Linked DNA regions of Homo sapiens: regions 1, 2 and 3 are each linked to region 4. Evidence: chromatin contacts called from ENCODE Hi-C or POLR2A ChIA-PET data. All regions are on one chromosome and are shown on one strand. The core of a region is the stretch at or near the end of the contact, and the rest is flanking DNA. Distances in the headings are between cores, read along the strand shown.

Evidence for each region. A loop is a pair of places that touch in the nucleus more often than their neighbours do. ChIA-PET counts read pairs that join two places held with the same protein, here RNA polymerase II (POLR2A). Pooled maps may share reads with other maps.
Region 1: a loop to region 4 is called in a pooled map, with 2.8 times the contacts of the local background. The contact joins the promoter of DHH-AS1 here to the promoter of FKBP11 in region 4. A Hi-C loop is called at or near these places in 4 of 50 pooled maps. POLR2A ChIA-PET finds 5 or more read pairs at or near these places in 4 of 52 experiments (CD4-positive, alpha-beta T cell, OCI-LY7, T-cell and 1 more).
Region 2: a pooled map shows a loop between it and region 4 (5-fold over the local background). The contact joins the promoter of KANSL2 here to the promoter of FKBP11 in region 4. A Hi-C loop is called at or near these places in 5 of 50 pooled maps. POLR2A ChIA-PET finds 5 or more read pairs at or near these places in 2 of 52 experiments (activated T-cell and endothelial cell of umbilical vein).
Region 3: a pooled map shows a loop between it and region 4 (5-fold over the local background). The contact joins the promoter of KMT2D here to the promoter of FKBP11 in region 4. A Hi-C loop is called at or near these places in 1 of 37 single-sample maps with no recorded cell type and 8 of 50 pooled maps. POLR2A ChIA-PET finds 5 or more read pairs at or near these places in 6 of 52 experiments (GM10248, GM12878, H1 and 3 more).

The regions. Positions count from the first base shown.
Region 1 is chr12:49,088,780-49,093,634 of GRCh38, forward strand. It overlaps DHH-AS1 (DHH antisense RNA 1), which reads left to right and starts at 3,315. Exons shown (of 4, transcript XR_007063295.1): 1 at 3,315-3,563; 2 at 4,051-4,126. It overlaps DHH (desert hedgehog signaling molecule), which reads right to left. Exons shown (of 3, transcript NM_021044.4): 2 at 2,349-2,610; 3 at 1-1,705. The coding sequence ends at 1,080. RefSeq lists a silencer at 2,854-3,036, an enhancer at 3,895-4,039 and a cis regulatory region at 3,959-3,976.
Region 2 is chr12:48,680,148-48,684,959 of GRCh38, forward strand. It overlaps KANSL2 (KAT8 regulatory NSL complex subunit 2), which reads right to left and starts at 2,091. Exons shown (of 10, transcript NM_017822.4): 1 at 2,040-2,091; 2 at 1,235-1,494. The coding sequence starts at 1,485. RefSeq lists an enhancer at 1,789-2,058 and silencers at 2,139-2,348, 2,389-2,438.
Region 3 is chr12:49,058,573-49,062,815 of GRCh38, forward strand. It overlaps KMT2D (lysine methyltransferase 2D), which reads right to left and starts at 2,222. Exons shown (of 55, transcript NM_003482.4): 1 at 1,041-2,222. RefSeq lists silencers at 914-1,208, 1,370-1,989 and an enhancer at 2,040-2,289.
Region 4 is chr12:48,923,020-48,927,487 of GRCh38, forward strand. FKBP11 (FKBP prolyl isomerase 11) reads right to left here and starts at 2,473. Exons shown (of 6, transcript NM_016594.3): 1 at 2,281-2,473; 2 at 2,027-2,092; 3 at 1,542-1,629; 4 at 1,204-1,237; 5 at 763-833. The coding sequence starts at 2,409. RefSeq lists enhancers at 1,419-1,478, 2,739-2,838.

The DNA.
Region 1 (4,855 bases), core at 2,065-4,564, 170 kb after region 4:
CTCGGGTTGTAATGCTGATATGCCCTTGTTTAGGGAATCTACTTCCCCCACATACACCCAGGCTGAATCCATTCTCTCTCTCTGAGCAGCCCTTCAGTAAGGAAATATTCCAGCCTCTTACTGTGCCCCCCTTCCTTTTTCAGGCCATGACTATGCGACGATTGCAAATTATTACCCAGGTTTCCCATGGATCATCAGTTGGCCCAGTGGCATATCAGAAAAAACATCCACCCCATCCAGGCCCTGCCACCAAGGTAGGATGGGGACCAGGACTACTGGCTAACAATAGGGGACTAGATGCTTTGAGTATCAGTACTCATAGGGGCCTGAGCCCCTGCTGGAGCCCCTATAAACAGAGAAGAGGTGTGCACAGTCTTTCCCACCTGGGACAACCCTGGACCCTTCAGCCGCAGGAGCGAAATGCTGGTCCTCTCTGGATGGGAGACGGAAACAGCAGCCTGGAAAAGGGTACGACTCTTGTGGGCTCTGTTGCTTATGGGTTGGGATGCCCCTTCTGAAGGGAGGAAAAGGGTCCCAAAGACCCTGCTGAGGAAGGAGGGGGAGCCGGAAGTAAGCTGTTAACTCAGGTTGGCCACCTTTATCCCCCTCTCTGGAGGTGAATCACCCTCTGAATGGAAGTGTTTTCCAGTAAGCTCCTGAAAGCCTTCCCTTTATTAGCCCACCTTGCAGGAAAACGTCAGATGTCAGACTGGCTGGCTGTGTCAGACAGTGTTAATGCCATGCCCCAGCCCCTCACCTTGGCAAGCTGGGCAAGGGAATCATTATATTACAATTTATAAATAAGAAATAAAATAAAATTATCGGGTGGGGCTGAAGCACTGGGGGAGAGGCTAAATAGTCCTCTTTAAGGAGTGCGCACCATCAGCCCTACCTACCTAGGACCCGGTATCACCTCCTCTCAGTACGAGGTTGCCCCTAAGCCAGGCATAGCCCCATTTTCTCCCTCCCCCTCCCTCTCCCTCCCTTCCAGTCGGCATCGTCTGCTGCCCACAGCCCCATATCTCAGCCAGCAGGCCCTCGTTTCCTCGGGCGCTTCGAGGTTTCTATGCCTGGGACGCTCAGCCCAGTAGCTCCTCCGCTAAGCGGTAGAGGAGCCGAGAGTACCAATGCATGCCAGTCGGCTGGACGGCCCCGCCGGGGAGCAGCGCCCCTAGCGCGTGCAGCAGTCTCAAGGGGGCAAAAGCGCGGTGCGCCCACTGGTGACTCTCCAGAACCGCGTAGCAAGAGGCCAGGACATCGTTCACCAGCAGCGTCCCGTGCGCGGTGAGCGGCGCGAACACGCCCACGGCTTCCTCCCGCGCCACACGGGCCACGCGCGCTGGCCGAAGCGCATCCCCGCCGGGCGCCAGCACCGAGTCCCCAGCGCGTAGCCGGCGCGCGAACACCGGTGCAAAGTCGCCTGGCGCGGGCGCCGGCCCTCGAGCGGCAAACACCAGGTGCCAGGGCGTGAGCAACAGTTTGCGTGGAGGCCACTCGGTCTCCACAGCCACAAATGAAGCCCGGCGCTGCAAGTCCCGGTCCAGGAAGAGCAGCACCGGCGTGGGCACCACCCGGCCTGACGCATCGGCCGCCAAAACCCAGTCTCCGCGGTGCAGTTCCCGCAGCCCTTTCCGCTCGCCGCTCCACAGGCGCACAGTTGCATTTCCCGGAAAGCAGCCGCCCGCCCGGACCGCCAGTGAGTTATCTGCAGGGAACAACCACAGGGAGGATTGAATCAAGACCAGCGGTTCCAGAACGATTCTCAAGGCCAGCGCAGATATCGCCAGTCATGGACAACACAATTTTCCGTTAATCTGACTGGCCCCAACCTGGGCAGAAAAGGAAGGGCGGTTTTTCTTTCTTTTCTTTTCCTTTTTCTTCTCTTTTCTATGTATGTATGTATGTATGTATGTATGTATGTATGTATGTATGTATTTTGAGATAGAATCTCGCTCTGTCGCCCAGTAGATGGAGTGCAGTGGCACCATCTCGGCTCACTGCAACTTCTACCTCCCGGGTTCAAGTGATTCTCGTGCCTCAGCCTCACGAGTAGCCGGGATTACAGGCATACACCACCACGCCCAACTAATTTTCGTATTTATAATAGAGACGGGATTTCACCATGTTGGCTAGGCTGATCTCGAACTCCTGACCTCAAGTGATCCGCCCTCCTTGGCCTCCCAAAGTGCTGGGATTAGAGGCGTGAGGCACCGCCTCGGCCTGGACGGGTGGTTTTCAACACTAAAGCCCGCTTGGTCTCCCCTAGGGTGGCAACAGTACTACTGCAGACTCAGTTTCCCGGAGGGAGCCCCCTTTGGGCGGATTTTACCACCCTCCTCCTACTGTACCAGCTTTGACCGACACGTGGACGTGGTTGCGGGACTCGTAGTAGACCCAGTCGAAGCCGGCTTCCACTGCGAGGCGCGCCAGCAACCCATACTTGTTGCGGTCGCGGTCAGACGTAGTGATGTCCAAAGCACGGCCTTCGTAGTGGAGTGAATCCTGAGCGTGGTGGCCGTCCTCGTCCCAGCCCTCAGTCACTCGTAGGCGCACTCCGGGCCACATGTTCATCACGGCAATGGCCAAAGCGTTCACCCGCTCCTTACAACGCTGGCGGGGAATAAAGGAGTCAGTCTCCCCACCACCACCCTTGGGGCAAAAGGGACCTGGATAGGAGGGTTGATTCTTTGTTATTCCGGCCCTACTCTTACCCCTCCCAGCTTTTGAGTGTCCTGGAGAAATGAGAATCTGAGTCGATGGTAGTCACCAATCTGCACTCTGTTCCCAGGACGTCGTTGGAGAACTGTGGGCTCACCTCTGAGGTTGAGAGGGGGTGCCCATACCTAGCTCCTTCCCCATTTTTAATGCCCGTCCCTCACCCCTATTGGTTCAGGGACAGCGGCTCAACCTGGGAGAAGGACAGAGTTAGGAGGGCGAATGGAAGCGTGGTCAGGGAGGGCCTGGTTGCTCCCGGAGAGCCCCTGTTTGAGCCTGGCCCCCGCCCCAGGCACCGGCTCCCCTCCCTCCGCCTGATTCATCTTTTGTTTCATTGCCTTCCCTGGCACCGGGCATCGCTTCCTTCCTTCCTTCCTCCTCCTCCTTTGGGCCCTTAGCATTAACCCCTTCGTGCTCTGGGTGCCCCCCAGAGAGGTGCCCAAGAGGAGCTGTGCGGGATCAAGGCTGCTGGAAAAAGGATTGGGGTGGCGGGGGTTGCGCGAAGTACAATGGCCATTATCCGGGATGACTTAACCGAGCGAGAATCCTGAGCCCAGGCCGGGAACGCGCTGGGAGAAGCGGACTCAGCAGCTCCGGCCACAAAGGCGCTTTTCAGCCGCCCCGGCTCAGGGAGAGGAAAGGGCAGAAAGCCGCGCCCCCAATCCCTGCTCCGTCCGGGTAGGTCCCCTCCCCCCGCGCGTCCAGTCTTCCCAGTTCCAGCTAAGGCTCTGCCAGTCCGGAGAGCCCCTATCTCTCCCATCTCTGCTCTAGATGCAGCCCAGAAGGGCGTGGGAGTAGCACCTGAGAATAACGGTCTCCTTGTGCGGATCTGGGGAGCCCCCTGCAGGGTGAGAGCGGAGAAGAGGAAAAGAAGCTGCGGCTGGAAGCCTGCACCTGGGGGAGTGAGACCACAGTTATCTTGGCCGCTCCAGCCTGGGAGCGGGAGACCTTGGCGCGCACCATAGCAGGGACACCGCGGGAGGAGGCGCAGAGGGACAGCTTCCTTTTTTTCTTTCCCCTCCGACCTCTCACCTCGGACTTGGTTTTCTCCTAACAGAAAGACACTTTTCCCCTCTCCTCTAGTCTCCTCCACCCCGCAGAGTTGGGGTTGGGTGGGGGGAAAACAGGAAAAGTGGTAGCTCCTTCCAACTTTGTCGTTTCGTCCCCTAAGGAGGCCCCGAGGCCCTGACCTGCGGGGGCAGCAGCCCAGTGCAGAGCCAACTCAATGGAGGCCTTTTGCAGCCAGGGTGTGGGAGATAAGTAAGACTGAGGGGGCTCCCAGGCCTGCCGGAGCCCCTCCTGAGCCTGTCCCTTGTTCTGCCCACTCTGCTGCAGGTGGCAACCAGAGGAAAGGGCCACAATGTTCCACGGCCAAGGAGGAAAGAAGGAATGCCCCTTTTCCCATCTCTAGGTAGGAGGAAGGCTTCAGGGCAGAAGCAAAAGGAATTATTTCTTCCCTGGACAGGTTTTCCTAACAAAGTAACCTGGAAAACTATGGCAATTAATCAGAGGAAATCCGTACCCCTCCCTCTCCCCCCACCTCCCCACTCCATACACAATTAGGTGGTGTAATGGAAAGTATATAGGGCTTAGAATCAGGAGTCCTGAATTCTAGTCCCAGCCATGCCACTTTAAATTGTGAGAGTTTAAATTGCTTTTCCTCCTGGGGGAAGTCCAGCTCTCAGATGTAAAATGAGGGTGGCAGTGGGGGTGGGGAGGGTTGGAGGAATGTCATCTCTCAAGTTTTCTTTCAGTTCTAACATTCAAGATCACTGGCCAGGCTGGATGAAGTGGCTCACACCTGTAATCCAGCACTTTGGGAGGCCGAGGTGGGAGGATCCCTTGAGCTCAGGAGTTCAAGACTAGCCTAGGCAACATGGCAAGACCCCGTCTCTACAAAAAATAAAAAATAAATCACTCGCCAGAGGTGGTCCTTCTCTTCCACCTCACTCTAGGTGGTTCCAATGCTCAAAAATGGTAGTTGAATTTATCCTAATTATGTAATTCCAAGGAAAGCCCCTGAGATAGGCAGAGCTTGGAAGACTTAGGAGCCCTCTGATTCTCAGGTGGGTCCATCTGTTATTCTCACTGAGGATTACTTTTTAACCCCAAGATTATCGTTTAGACCCTAGGATAGCCC
Region 2 (4,812 bases), core at 841-3,340, 240 kb before region 4:
CTGCTTGGTTCAAGCGATCCTCCTGCCTCAGCCTCAAAGTAGCTAGAACTATAGGCATGCACCACTGTGCCCAGCAAATTTTTTTTAGTTTTTTGTAGAAACGAAGTCTATGTTGCCAAGTCTGGTCTGGAACTCCCAGGCTCAAGTGATCCTCCCACCTCAGCCTCCCAAGTAGTGGGGACTACATGTCCACGCCACTATGCCCAGCGAGTTTTTTAATCTTCTGTAGAGACGGGGTCTCACTGTATTGCCTGGGTTGGTCTCCAACTCCTGGCCTCAAGTGATCCTCCTCCCGTGGCCTCCCAAAGTGCTGGGATTACAGGCATGAGCCACTGCGACCAGCCAGGGACACAATTTTAAAACTATAAGATACGTAAAAAATTATCTAGTCAGGTTATGTTTTTGCATGGATACCTTTGCATACATGATGAAAACTATGAAGCCTCTTACAGAAGAATACACACATATATAACTTTGCATGTTATTTAACAAAATTCATGGACAGCCAAATAGAGCCACACACCCCTCCATTAAGAAGAATTTTAGGGGCCAGGTGCGGTGGCTCACTCCTGTAATCCCAACACTCTGGGAGGCCGAGGCGGATGGATCACCTGAGGTCAGCAGTTCAAAACAAGCCTGGCCAACATGGTGAAACCCCGTCTCTACTAAAAAGTACAAAAATTAGCCGGGCATAGTGGCGCACGCCTTAAGTCCCAACTACTTAGGAGGCAGGAGAATCGCTTGAACCTGGAAGGAGGAGGTTGCAGTGAGCCGAGATCTCCACTGCACTCCAGCCTGGGGAATAAAGCAAGAATCTGTGCGCCGCCCCCCCGCCAAAAAATTAACTTTAGGGCCGGGCGCGGTCGCTCACGCCTGTAATCCCAGCACTCTGGGAGGCCGAGATGGGAGGATACCTTGAGGCCAGGAGTTTGAGACCGGCCTGGTCAAAATAGCAAGACCCCATCTCTCTTAAAAAAAAAAAAAAAAAAAAAAAGACTAATTTAGAATATGCCTTTATTTTACAGATAAGGGAAAAGAACCAAAGAGGTGAACTAAGTAATCCAACTCAAGGGTCTTTCCAGTCTTCACCGTTTTTTCAGTTTTCCAAGGATACAACCATAACCCCAAATTTACAAGGACAAAATCTCAAACGCGGCAGCTATGCTGAAGCCCGCATCATATCACATACCCCCTCGCTTTAAGAAAAACGACATATATATCTATACATATATACCCATCTTTCTTCTCTGGCTTTGGGGCAGCATTGGGACATCTTTTTCCATTCTTCGTCGATATATAACTACACTGCTTGAAGGGTGCATTCTTGTCTTCAAGGATATGCTTAATGCAAAACTCCTGCCCCTCCAGACGAGGGTGAGAGCATGGACGATGAGTGAATGCACAAGACAGAGGTTCCTGAGACCTGGGCACTGGAGTGATCCTCCCCCGATTGGTTGGCAAGACGTGAATCCGAATCCTGTTCATAACCAAAACCTGCGGGGTCAAACGAAAGACCAAAAAGCCCTTACCCTTCCCGAAAATTCCTGCTCCACACAGATCGCGCGGACAGTTTCCAAAGGACATGCAGAAGTCGTCCCCGTAAGGTACGCTCCGTAAGTCCCCGCCGCCCTCCCCAAGTCTCCACAGGCATCTGTGGCTTTGCCTCCCTTTAGCGTGTCCCTCCATGCCCGGCCCCACCCCGAACCACACCACGCTGAATGTATCTTCAGGACTCGCACAGCTGCAGCACGAAGGGAAGCGACAACACCAGCCCCACGCGGCGGCCACGCCGCCTCCCCGCACGCCGCCTTTGTCCCGGCCTGCCTCAGAGCGCACGACTGGGCCTGGCCTCGGAAGCCTATGCGAGCGCCATTTTGTCCTACGGCTCCAGTCACCGGAGATCCTGGCTCCTGGAAGCCTGCAGGAAGGAGACTGACTCTGACACTGCTTTGAGGCGGAGTAGCAGCTCTGAGCTGACAAAAAGAGCGAAATAGCAGCCCAACCGCAAGAGCTTAGAGGAAAGAGCACCGCCATCTTACCTCAGGAGCTGCGCTGCGCCGCACTCTGCCGCGCCGCTCGCCCTTCTCTAGTGGCGCCAGCGGCTCTCAGATCGGCCTCGCCCCTTTCCGGACTCCTGGCTACTCATTGGCTACCGCTCGTATGACAGGATGTCGCCATTGGCCGAGACCAACTACCTATCGTGTCTGGGAGGGCGGAGCGCTGAGAAAATGCGAGGTTGGGGTGGCTAAGACAGACTGTCTGTCAGCAACTCCGCCCGGAGGAGAGTGAGCCGGGGAAGGGGGCGGAGAGCGGGCTGCGGGGCGGGTTGCCAGCTAATATTTTTCCACCTTGCAGCGTGGCTCGTTTTCCGGCTACTTTTGGACCCTCAGTCTGTGGTCCTAGGCTGCTGTTCCCTCACCACTGTACACAGCTAGTATAAAATCAGACAGACAGGCCGGGCGCGGTGGCTCACGCCTGTAATCCCAACACTTTGGGAGGCTGAGGCTGGCAGATCACCTGAGGTCGGGAGCTCGAGTCCAGCCTGAGCAACATGGAGAAACGCCGTCTCTACTAAAAATACAAAATTAGCCGGGCGTGGTGGTGCACGCCTGTAATTCCAGCTACTCGGGAGGCTGAGACAGGAGAATCTCTTGAACCTGGGAGGCGGAGATTGCGGTGAGCCGATATCGCGCCATTGCACTCCAGCCTGGGCAACAAGAGCGAAACTCCGTCTCAAAAAAATATATAAATAAAAAATAAATCAGACAGAGGCTGGAGGATCACTGTTTACACATAAAAAGTCTTTAGCTTTCTTTTGTGAACAGTTCAATACATGTACTGAACATTTGGTATAGAGAACACTGAGAAACATTTTTTGGGTGTTTACTGATTCTGGGAATTACATGTATAAAGTCATTGAATTTTTCAAAGCAACCCTAAGAGGTACAGGTTAGTATTATGTCCATTTTACAGATAAGAGGACTGAGGAACAGAATGGGACCATAGCTATTAAATGGGAAAGGAAGACGAATTTGAACCCAGCCCGCATTCTTTATCCCTTATTGCCTCTTATATAGTAAAGAGCATTGGACTGAGAATAAGGAAATATTTGTTCTAGTTTAGGGCTGCTTCTCATAACTGTGTGCCCTGTCTTTAAAATTCCATGCTAAATAATGCAGGTATCATAAAAATGACAGACACAATACCAATCATACCATCCTTTAAGGATTTTTAGTTTAAAAGCATCTTTCTGTCATCTCCACCACTTGTAGAAATGATTCCTAGCTTTCTTCCCATAACCCTTCTAGACATTTTTTGCTTTCCAGCATCTCTTATCTCCTCACTGTCAGTTTAAGAAAGATGTTTTATCCATGCCTAACGAGCAAGTGAGCATGAGTCCCAGTGGAAGTGAACATAAAGATTCCACAGCCCTCAAGAAAAACACTAAGGCTGGGCGTCATGGTTCACCACTGTAATCCCAGCACTTTGAAAAGCTGAGGTGGGAAGATCACCTGAGCTCAGGAGTTCGATCCCAGCCTGGGCAATATGGAGACACCTCATCTCAAATAAATAAATAAATAAATAAATAAATAAATAAATAAATACACTATAGGACCGATAAATTATTAAAAAAAAAAAAAAACCTTGGGGGTTGTGCTGTTTCCAGAGACTAGAGCAGCCCTAGAAGAAGGCCTGAAATTCATTCATTCAACGAATATTTATTGAGCACCTAAGTGCCAGGAGAGAACAAGGAAGATAACCCTGCTCTCTTGGAGTGAACATTCTAGGATAGCTTTGGATTATGGATGCAATACAAACATAATATTAATAACAATGATTTATATACATAAGCAAACAGACCAACCCTCAGGAGTACGAAAAAAGATGTTTTGTTATAAACACCCTATAATTAAAAAACAGCCAGAGGCAGTCATGTCACAGAAAATTTGGGAATCCGAATCTGCAACCAAATGTAGTAATATCAAAAAGCAACATTAAAACTACTGTAGTGAACAATATGAAGAGACACAGGAATAGATGGGGAAGAAACAAAAGACTTTCTTTCAATGAATTTACTGAAGGTCTTAGTTGAAAAAAGAATCCTTCTTGTAAGTCCAAGACAGACAAAACATTACTATTTAGAACCACTTCTTTTTTTTTTTTTTTTTTTTAGCGGGAGTCTTGCTCTGTCGCCCCGGCTGGCTGGAGTGCAGTGGCGCGCGATCTCGGCTCACTGCAACCTCCGCCTCCTGGGTTCAAGGGATTCTTCTTCCTCAGCCTACCCCCCAAGTAACTGGGACAACAGGTGTGCGCCACCATGCTCGGCTAATTTTTTTATATTCTTAATAGAGACAGGGTTTCACCATATTGACCAGGCTGGTCTCCAACTCCTGACCTCGTGATCTGCCCACCTCAGGCTCCCAAAGTGCTGGGATTACAGGCGTGAGCCACCATGCCCGGCCTAGAACCACTTCTAAGTGAAAGGAGGGAGCAGATATTAAGAGCTCAAGATGTCAGCAAATTCTTTGTTCTGTTTAACAAAGTAGATGGCTTTTTTTTTTTTTTTGAGATGGAGTCTTGCTCTGTTGCCCAGGCTGGAGGTAGATGGTTATTTTTAATTCACTGAACACTTTGTAGCTATTGAAGAGGTTAAAGTAGACCAGAAGCTATTTGTAAATAGGGATTAGGAAACTAGAGTTTGGGGGGCTAATCCTAGAGAAAAGTGAGAAAAAAGATGAAAACGGCTGGGCGCAGTGGCTCACGCCTATAACCACAGCACTTTGAGAGGCCGAGGCGGGTGGATCACCTGAG
Region 3 (4,243 bases), core at 972-3,471, 140 kb after region 4:
CACCCTTTCTCCCCAATACCTTCTGCCAGGGGTGGAATCACTGGTTTCCAGGAGAAAAGAGCTCTGATCAAGCAATTTCTCCTCCAGAGAGACACAGGCCACCCCATTCTGCACAGTTGGTACAGGATCAGAAAACCAGTTAACAATCCCTGGTCAAAAAAGGGTTGGAGAGGTCTGGGAGGGGCTTGCAGGACTGGCCAGGGACTCATGGGCAGCCAGCTCTCCATACCAGGCCGGGAGAAGGCAAAAGACAAAAGCCATTTTTTGCAGCCTACATTCGCAGGGAGCAAATCTCAACGGCCTCCTCTATAATCCTCTGGAGATTAGATCCATCCCAAGAGGAGGGGAGGCAAAGCAGGCTAAGACAGCACTCGGCCTCACTGGGGTCACTTTGCCAGGCAGGGGCAGTTTAAAGTTGAACAGCAGGGCCAGAACTGCCCCAGCCCCGCCTCCTTCTTGCCCCAGCTACCCCCTTCATCACAACTAGTCAGTTTCCACACACTCTCCCTTTGCCCAGTGAAAGAAGGCCTGGTGAAGGATCTGGGGTTCCTTGAGTTTTCCAGGGACTGCTTTGGGTGCCCAACTCGGTAGGAACAACCTTAAAGTCCAACTGGCATAAGTCTGACCTGGCAGTGACACCCTCCCCCACCATCCCAAGTTGCTCTGTCCCAAGGCCCACAAGGAACCCTGAGGGGAGAAGCAGCAGCCTGGGATTGGTGCTGGCATCAGGGCCCGGGTCCTAGTTTAGTCGAGCTCCCCCAACACAAAAATAAACAGGCAGAGAGGCTATCTGGCCAGGTTCCCAAACTCCCGTGGTTCCCTGAACCCCCAGTCTTTAAAGAGGCACACCCCAAGACACCAGGCCTCAGTTCTGCCCTGGTGACTGGCTCAGGTTCCCTTGACAGACCCTGCCAAAGGAACGCTCCCCAGCTCTGGCACCCCCTTCTCCAACCTAAAGGCCAGCTCCGGCTAAGATAGTCCATCTGGCTGTGCCCCCAGTCCAACCCTTTCTGGGCCCTGGCCGGGCGGACTTCACTCACCTCTTCACAGGGCGATCCAGAAATCCTCATCCGAGAACATGGCCAGAGCCCGGGCCGCTCCCCGACCTCCAACCGCCAGAGCGATCACAGCCGCCCCCCGCACGGGGGGGCTTAGGGGGGCCAAGAACGGTAAATCCAGGTCGGAGTGGCCACCCTCCCCCCACAAAAAAACAGCAAGAAGCCAAAGAGGGGTTCTCTGCCTCAGGTTCCAGCAGTTTAGGTTTCCATGGACAGCCCCAGGGCGGCGAATCCCGAGCGGACACAAAGAGAGCACCGGTGGCTTTGATCTTGGGCGAGCAGGCTCCGCATCCGCGTCGCCGGGCGGCCTCTCAGTCCTAGGGCCCGGCCAGCGCCCCGGCCGCCCGCGCCGGGCTCGGGCGGAACGTCGAGGCTCTCCAGATGGAACGTCGAGGCGCCTCCCCAGCAGCCCGGAAGGAATGCCGCGCCGCCCCGCGCCTGGCCCGGATGGAACGTGAGACCCTCGCAGGAGCGCCGAGCCCCTCTCCCCGCCCCGGCCGGCGCCCGGGGCCGCGCGAGCTACGGCGACGCGGGGCCGGCGGGGCCGCGGGGCTGAACCTGACACACACCCAGCGCCGGGCTTCTCGACCCCGAGCGCTCACCCTCGGCGGCTTCGAGCCCCCCACCTTCTGCTCCCCCCGGGGAAGGGAGGAGGCTAGGTAGGCGAGGAAAAGGAAGGGGCGGGCGGTGCGAGCCCTCTGCCCGCTCCCCTCCGGCCGCTCCAGGCCCTGCGCTCGCCTCCCTTCCCCTCTGGCCTCGGGAGCTGCCCCGCCCCCGGCCTGGCCGGCTCTGGTCGGTGGCACCCCCTCGACCCCCGGCTGACTGTGATCGCAGGCGGCCTAGAGGTGCATGGCCCAACCCCGGCTCCCGGCACCGGGGGGTCAGGAAACTGAGCGGAAAGTGGGGAACGAGGCAGCCATTTGCAACCGGAGAGGAAAGTAGTGCAGCGCGGCGCCGCTCCGCCTCCCCCCCTCCGCCTCCTGTTCGGCCGGTAGGGTGGTTCCTGCGAAGGGGCTATTTCCTGGCCCAAGAGCTGGGCAGCGGTCGTGAAGATTCGTGAAGCCTTCGGCGCTAGATCCGGGGGGGCCTTTTGCCCGGGGCACCCCACTCGAGAGGGGGAGAAAGGAGAAGAGGCGGCCCTATTTTGTGTTGGAGCGGAGCGGCGGAGGGATCCCGCCCTCTCGGAGGAAAGGCTGTGACTCTGCAGTTCTACGCACACGCTGCGGGATCCTTCCGCTCCGGGTTAACCCCGACCGCGCCGGGCCGGCAGCAGGGCAGACACGTGGGAACGAAGCCCCCCTCCTCTCCGCCGCGGCCCTGGAGCCGCCTCATTTACCGCCCAGGCCGCGAAACTAGGACTCTGGCCGCTGTCTAATTCCATACCCTTGCAGTCGTTGGTCCCTGAAGTTCCAACTGCCCCTTGCTTTGGCCAGGGGCAGTCTTTCCCGGGAGGGGGATGGAAGAAGAGCCAGGAGATTGGCCGCTGCTCAGCATCCTGGGAACTGGAGTCCGCAAATGGAGAAAGTGAGGTACGGCGCCTGGCGCTGCAGAGGGTGGACTCTTGCCACGTTTGGGGACCCGAAGAAAACTGGACGAGTCCCTAGTCGTTCCTCCTGACTCCCAGTCCCCCGTGTGAGGAAGGACTGTCGGTGCCCACACAGTCACTATACACACCTCCCCATCGAAACATAAAGGTAGAGCCTCCCTTTTCAGGGTGCCCCCACTCCCACCTCCAGTCCTTCCAGATATTCAGTACCCGTGTCCCTTTTTTAGTAAACTGAGGTAGCCTCGCTGCTACCTGGCCGGAGTACTGTCCTGGACAAGATCGCAAAACATACTCTTTGCAGGCACCACCCCCCCACCATAAGTCTGGATGAGAAAACATTGGAATGCCTCTTCTGCATCAACGCACACATGGGGTGGACAAAAGGAGACAAATTAACTATGTCCAGATACTTTATATATTCTTAGTTATTCCTCGCCTTCATTATGAGTTACATGGAATTATCTCCATATTACAGATGAAGATTAAGGCTACAATAGGTAAAATTGCCCACAGAACTACATCTAGTGAGAAGTTGAGCCATTATTCAAACCAAAGGCCACGTTTTTCCTAGGATTACAAATAATTATACTACGTTTTTTTAAAAGAAGATGTGGAGAAAGAGGCAGGCAGATTCGATCCAATGCCAGCTTTGTGAGGAAAGGGTTTACGATGCTGTCCAAGAGAACTTTTTTTATTTTTTGAGACAGAGTCTCGCACTGTCGTCCGGGTTGGAGTTCAGTGGTGCGATCTCGGCTCACTGCAACCTCCGCCTCCCTGGTTCACGCGATTCTCCTGCCTCAGCCTCCCTAGTAGCCGGGATTACAGGCGCACACCACCAGACCCGGCTACTTTTTTGTATTTTTAGTAGAGACAGGGTTTCACTATGTTGGCCAGCCTGGTCTCGAACTCCTGACCTCGTGATCCGCTCGCCCTGGTCTCCCAAAGTACTGGGATTACAGGCATGCGCCACCGCGCCCGGTCCCAACAGAACTTTTCTACAGTGATGGAAATGGACTAAATCTACACTATCTAATATGGTAGCCATCAACCACATGCAGCTCTCGAGCACTTTGAAATGCAGGTGGTACAAGTAAGGAACTTTTTATTTTAATGAAATTAAATAGCCACATGTGAGGTGATGCTTTTATATTAGACAGTGCAGGAGACCTTAATCCCTACTGGTAAGAGTAATAGGAGGGATCAGGACTAGGTTTGTCCTCTTCCAGCCACACATTGGCATCATGTTTTCTGCACTGACCATTCACACATATTTGAGCAAAAAAAACTCCAGCAGTGATCCCACACTTGTTTTAATTACAATAGAATAAGTTAACCAAGAAACAAGTTGGAAAATGGAAGGCCCCTCCCAGGTTTGCACCCAGAGGCAGGGAGAGGTAGACCCTCACCAGAAAGACCTCCAGTAATAACACAGATAGCCACCTACTATTTTGGTTTTTTTTTTTTTTTTTTTGAGATGGAGTTTCGCTCTTGTCGCCCAGGGTGGAGTGAAATGGCGCGATCTCGGCTCACTGCAACCTCCGCCTCCCAGGTTCAAGCGATTATCCTGCCTCAGCCTCCCTAGTAATTGGGATTACAGGCGCCCACCATCACACCCAGCTAATTTATTTTTAGTAGAGAT
Region 4 (4,468 bases), core at 1,223-3,722:
TGCCTGTAATCCCAGCTACTCGGGAGGCTGAGACAGGAGAATTGCTTGAACCCGGGTGGCGGAGGTTGTGGTGAGTGAAGATTGCACTATTGCACTCCAGCCTGGGCAACAAGAGTGAAACTCCATCTCAAAAAAAAAAAAAGAATTACGAGCCCAATACTCTGTGGAGTACAACACATTTTAGCTAATAGAACATTTGTTAGAACTGAAAGCAAAAGATATGCATCTTGGGAAATCTGTCCATCTCAACCCTTCAAAAATAGACATCGGCAGTGACCAATGATGGCTTTTAAAGTTATGGGGCAGACTTGGCTTTAACAGTTGCTTTTTGTTTTGTTTTGAATCACTTGACTGTGATTATTTTTACTGTCTCTTCCCTGATGGAGGCTGAAAGGAAGGGGTGGGGGGTGGCTGTACAGCTGACACAGCGTAGAGTTGTAGAAAAGGGCAGGAAAGAAGTCCAGTGTTCTGGGAAAGGTGGTGGCACAGGCAGCAGACCCATGTGGCCCAAGCAGGTCTCTTCCCTAACAAGTTACTGGCTGCTGGAGGTCATGCCAGGTGGCCTCATCAGGTTGTCTTTAGTCCCTGTTGGTGATATGAGGAGGAAAAAGGTGGCCCTGTAGATGGAGGCCCCAGCCACTCCTATCTGTCTAAACAAACTTGGTCTGGATCTTCTCAAGCATCAAACAAAGTATATAGCTCCTTATAGCTCTTAGGGACTGGGTATTTTGATGGCCTGAGAGAGAGTCCTAGTCAGATTACCTGGGACAGATGGTGGAAATCCCCGTTTTCCATAGGCCAAGTGAGAAGGAATGATTGCCCTTCGCTTCTCTCTGAGGGAAGGAATGTCAGTCACAGCCAGAGGCAGGAGAGGTAGGCCAGCAGCCTCAGTCCAGCTGAAGCTCCTTCAGCAAAACCCCCTGAATCTTCACACCCAAAACACGAATTTTTCCACCTGAACACCAAACAGGCTGGCCAGCAAAGGTGTCCATCTCCCCATGTGCCTCAACTCCCCCGACAAAAGCAACAGCGCAAGAGGCACAGAGGCTTTGAATGCCCTCAGAGGTCCCACTGACCTGGACCTGTCCAGTGGGAAGCAGGGTCCTTTATTCCACATTCTCCTGCTTAAGGAGTGAGGATGGCCGAGAAAGCCTCTACCCATGCAAAGGGGGTACCCAGGCCCACCCCTGCCGAGATACTCACCCCACACACATGTCGAGAAGACTCTGCTCCAGACCTTGAAGAAGAAGACACAACTGAACTGGAAGCTATCCACCTTCCCCAAATCCCATGACATGAAGATCAAAGTCTTCCTCCTCCATCCTCAATTGACCTTTCCCTCACTTCTTAAATCTCTGGCTTCCAATAGGATATGGGACAAGTGGAGTACTAGAAGTGAGGTTTGAACCTCAGGAGGTAACTCGTAGAGCCCTAGGGTCTTACTCATTTCAGGGGGGATTTCCAGGGCAGCTTTGGAGCCGAAGAGGCTAAGAAAGGGCTTAGGTTGGGAAGAGGTGGAATGGGAGGCACAGGTCACATACCTGGAATCACCTGCTTTTGGCCAAGTTCTATAACCAGAGGGTCTCTGGTCAGGGAGGTGTCAATAATACGTCCATCTACCAAGCTTCCCTGGGGGGAGAGAGCATCAAGAGCATACATCTAGCACCCTCTCCCTCCCAGCAGGCGCGCAACACACACCTGGACCGCTGGGCGGCGGCAGCCCCCTTAGTGCGGCAGCCTAGCGTTCCCCTTACCGCTGTAAGGAACAGGAAGCCCCAGAAGGCTGGCGCTTCTCGGAGATCTCTCCACCCTGCACTTCTCCGTGCCAGGTAGGAACTGGCAGAAAAGCAAGGAGGGAAAAGAGGCACGGAAGAGCAACGTCTCTCCCCTCGCCACGTGCTCGACGACCCCAGAGCCCCGAGTTTCTTCTCCCGAACCGCTTGCCACGTGTCCAAGCCAAAGCTGACGTGTTTCAGCAGGGCGCCGCCCCCTCCCAGGCCCCGCCCCGGCCCCCCAGACCCCTCACCGTGTAGTGTATGTGAAGCGTGTCTCCAAAAGCAGCGGGCTCGGCACATGGTTCTGGGGGCTCCACCTACGATCGGACTACAGGGGTCACGGATGCTCTTCCAAAGATCCCGTTCTCGCCCCTAGACCCGGCACCACCCCCAACTCAGTTCCCGCACTTCCTCTCCTCCCGGCTCCCAGGTTCGCTGAGACCCCAGTATTACCACCCAACAAGGCTCGGCCCACGGGGGCTGAGGGTCGGGACTATCTCCTCACCAGGGTCTCCACTTGGAGGGTCCGGACGGGACTTTCGGTTTCGAGCCCAGCCTCAGCCCGGCACACCGCCGCACTGAGCAGCAGCAGCAGCAGCAGATGGAGCGGGAGGAGTGAGGGGCGCAGGGTCATGACTGGGCGCGGGGCAGGGAGCCGGGGCACCAGGACAGGCTGTTCGGGTGGCGGCAGCCAGGACAGCGTTCCCGCGGCGCCCAGGCCAGACTGGACGGGACGGGGCGGGTCGCGATGCTAGAGCTCCTCCTCCTGCAGCCCTTCCTCCACCTTGTCCCCACCTCCGAAAGGGAGGAGGCCGAGGGGCGCCCTCTGTACCCTCCAAGATCCGGAGGGCGCAGGTTCTGACGCATCCGTTAGACGTTCTGTCCTATAACGTGGGTCGGGCCAAACAATAGCACCCATTTACGATTACCTACTGTGTGTCAGGAGCTAGTCTCTAATCCTCAAAACCACCCTGAAAGGTCGGCATGATTGTTTCCATTTTACAGATAAGGCACAGGGTGCTCAGGATGTGCCCAAGGTCATCAGGCTAGGTGGTGACAGAGACAGGATTCAAACCCAGGACTGCCTGAGTCCAACGTGGTTGCTGTCTGTTCTTCCAAGTCGTCTCCTTGTGGCTATCCTGGCAGTGTCTGGCTGGCAGACCCCACCCAGGCAGTTCTCATTCCTCTCCGACCTCCAGCTACTTCAGCTTGAATTTCTGGAGGTTATAGATCCAAGTATCCGAAATAAGGCAGGGGGCTGTCCTATCCCTGTCCTTTGAAAAGCTAGCTGAAAAGAGCAAGGAGCTGTTATCCTGTAAGAACAGGGTAAATCCCTGATCTTTTCCTCTGGTGCTACTATTTCCTTTCTCCTTTCATCAACAAACTTCTCAAAGGGCAGCACACGTAATCCATTTATGTAAAGACTTCACTTTTTTTTTTTTTTTTTTTTTTGAGATGGAGTCTCGCTCTGTGGCCCAGGCTGGAGTGCAGTGGTGCCATCTCCACTCACTGCAACCTCCGCCTCCCAGGTTCAAGCGATTCTCCTGCCTCAGCCTCCCAAGTAGCTGGGATTACACCCGCCACCACGCCCGGCTAATTTTTGTATTTTTAGTAGATAAGGGGTTTCACCATGTTGGCCAGGCTGGTCTCAAACTCCTGATGTCAGGTGATCCGCCTGCCTCGGTCTCTCAAAGTGCTAGGATTACAGGCGTGAGCCACCAGATTTCTTTTTTTTTTTTTTTTTTTGAGGGGGAGGAGTTTTGCTCCTGTTGCCCAGGCTGGAGTGCAATGGCGCGATCTTGGCTCACCGCAACCTCTGCTCCCGAGTAGCTGGGACTACAGGCATGCGCCACCATGCCCAGCTGATTTTGAATTTTTAGTAAAGACAGGGTTTCTCCATGTCTGTCAGGCTGGTCTCGAATTCCCAACCTCAAGTGATCCACCCACCTCGGCCTTCCAAAGTGCTGGGATTACAGGTATGAGCCACCACGCCCAGCCCACTTTTTAAAAGTTTTTGTTGTTGTTGTTTGTTGAGACGGAGTTTCACTCTTGTCGCCCAGGCTGGAGTGCAATGGCACGATCTTGGCTCACTGCAACCTCCACCTCCCGGGTTCAAGCGATTCTTTTCTCTCAGCCTCCCGAGTAGCTGGGATTATAGGCACCCACCACCACGCCTGGCTAATTTTTGTATTTTTAGTAGAGATGGGGTTTCGCCATGTTGGCCAGACTGCTCTCAAACTGCTGACCTCGTGATCCGCCAGCCTCAGCATCCCGAAGTGCTGGGATTACAGGCGTGAGCCAATGCGCCCAGCCAACAGTCTTAACTGTACTCATTCTTCCAATCCACCTGCAACAACCTAGACTTCCTCCCTATCTCCTGTTTCTGTTAGTGGCTCTGCTACCAGCATTCGTTCTTCTCTCATCTCCCACATCCAACGGGTCTACTCTGGATTCTCCTTCCAAAGTCTCTCCAGCTCTTCCCTTCCATTCCCATAGCTACAACCCTCCCACCTCAGGATAAGAAGCCTTCATTATCTCTCATTTGTATTGTTTAAAAAAAAAAAGTCCCCTCAGCAGGAGGGAATTTCTAGGGGTGATGAAATGCTCTATATTTTCAGAAGGATGTGGGTTACATGGGTGTATGCATTTGTCAGAACTTATCAAACTGTATACTTACAATCTGTGCATTTCAC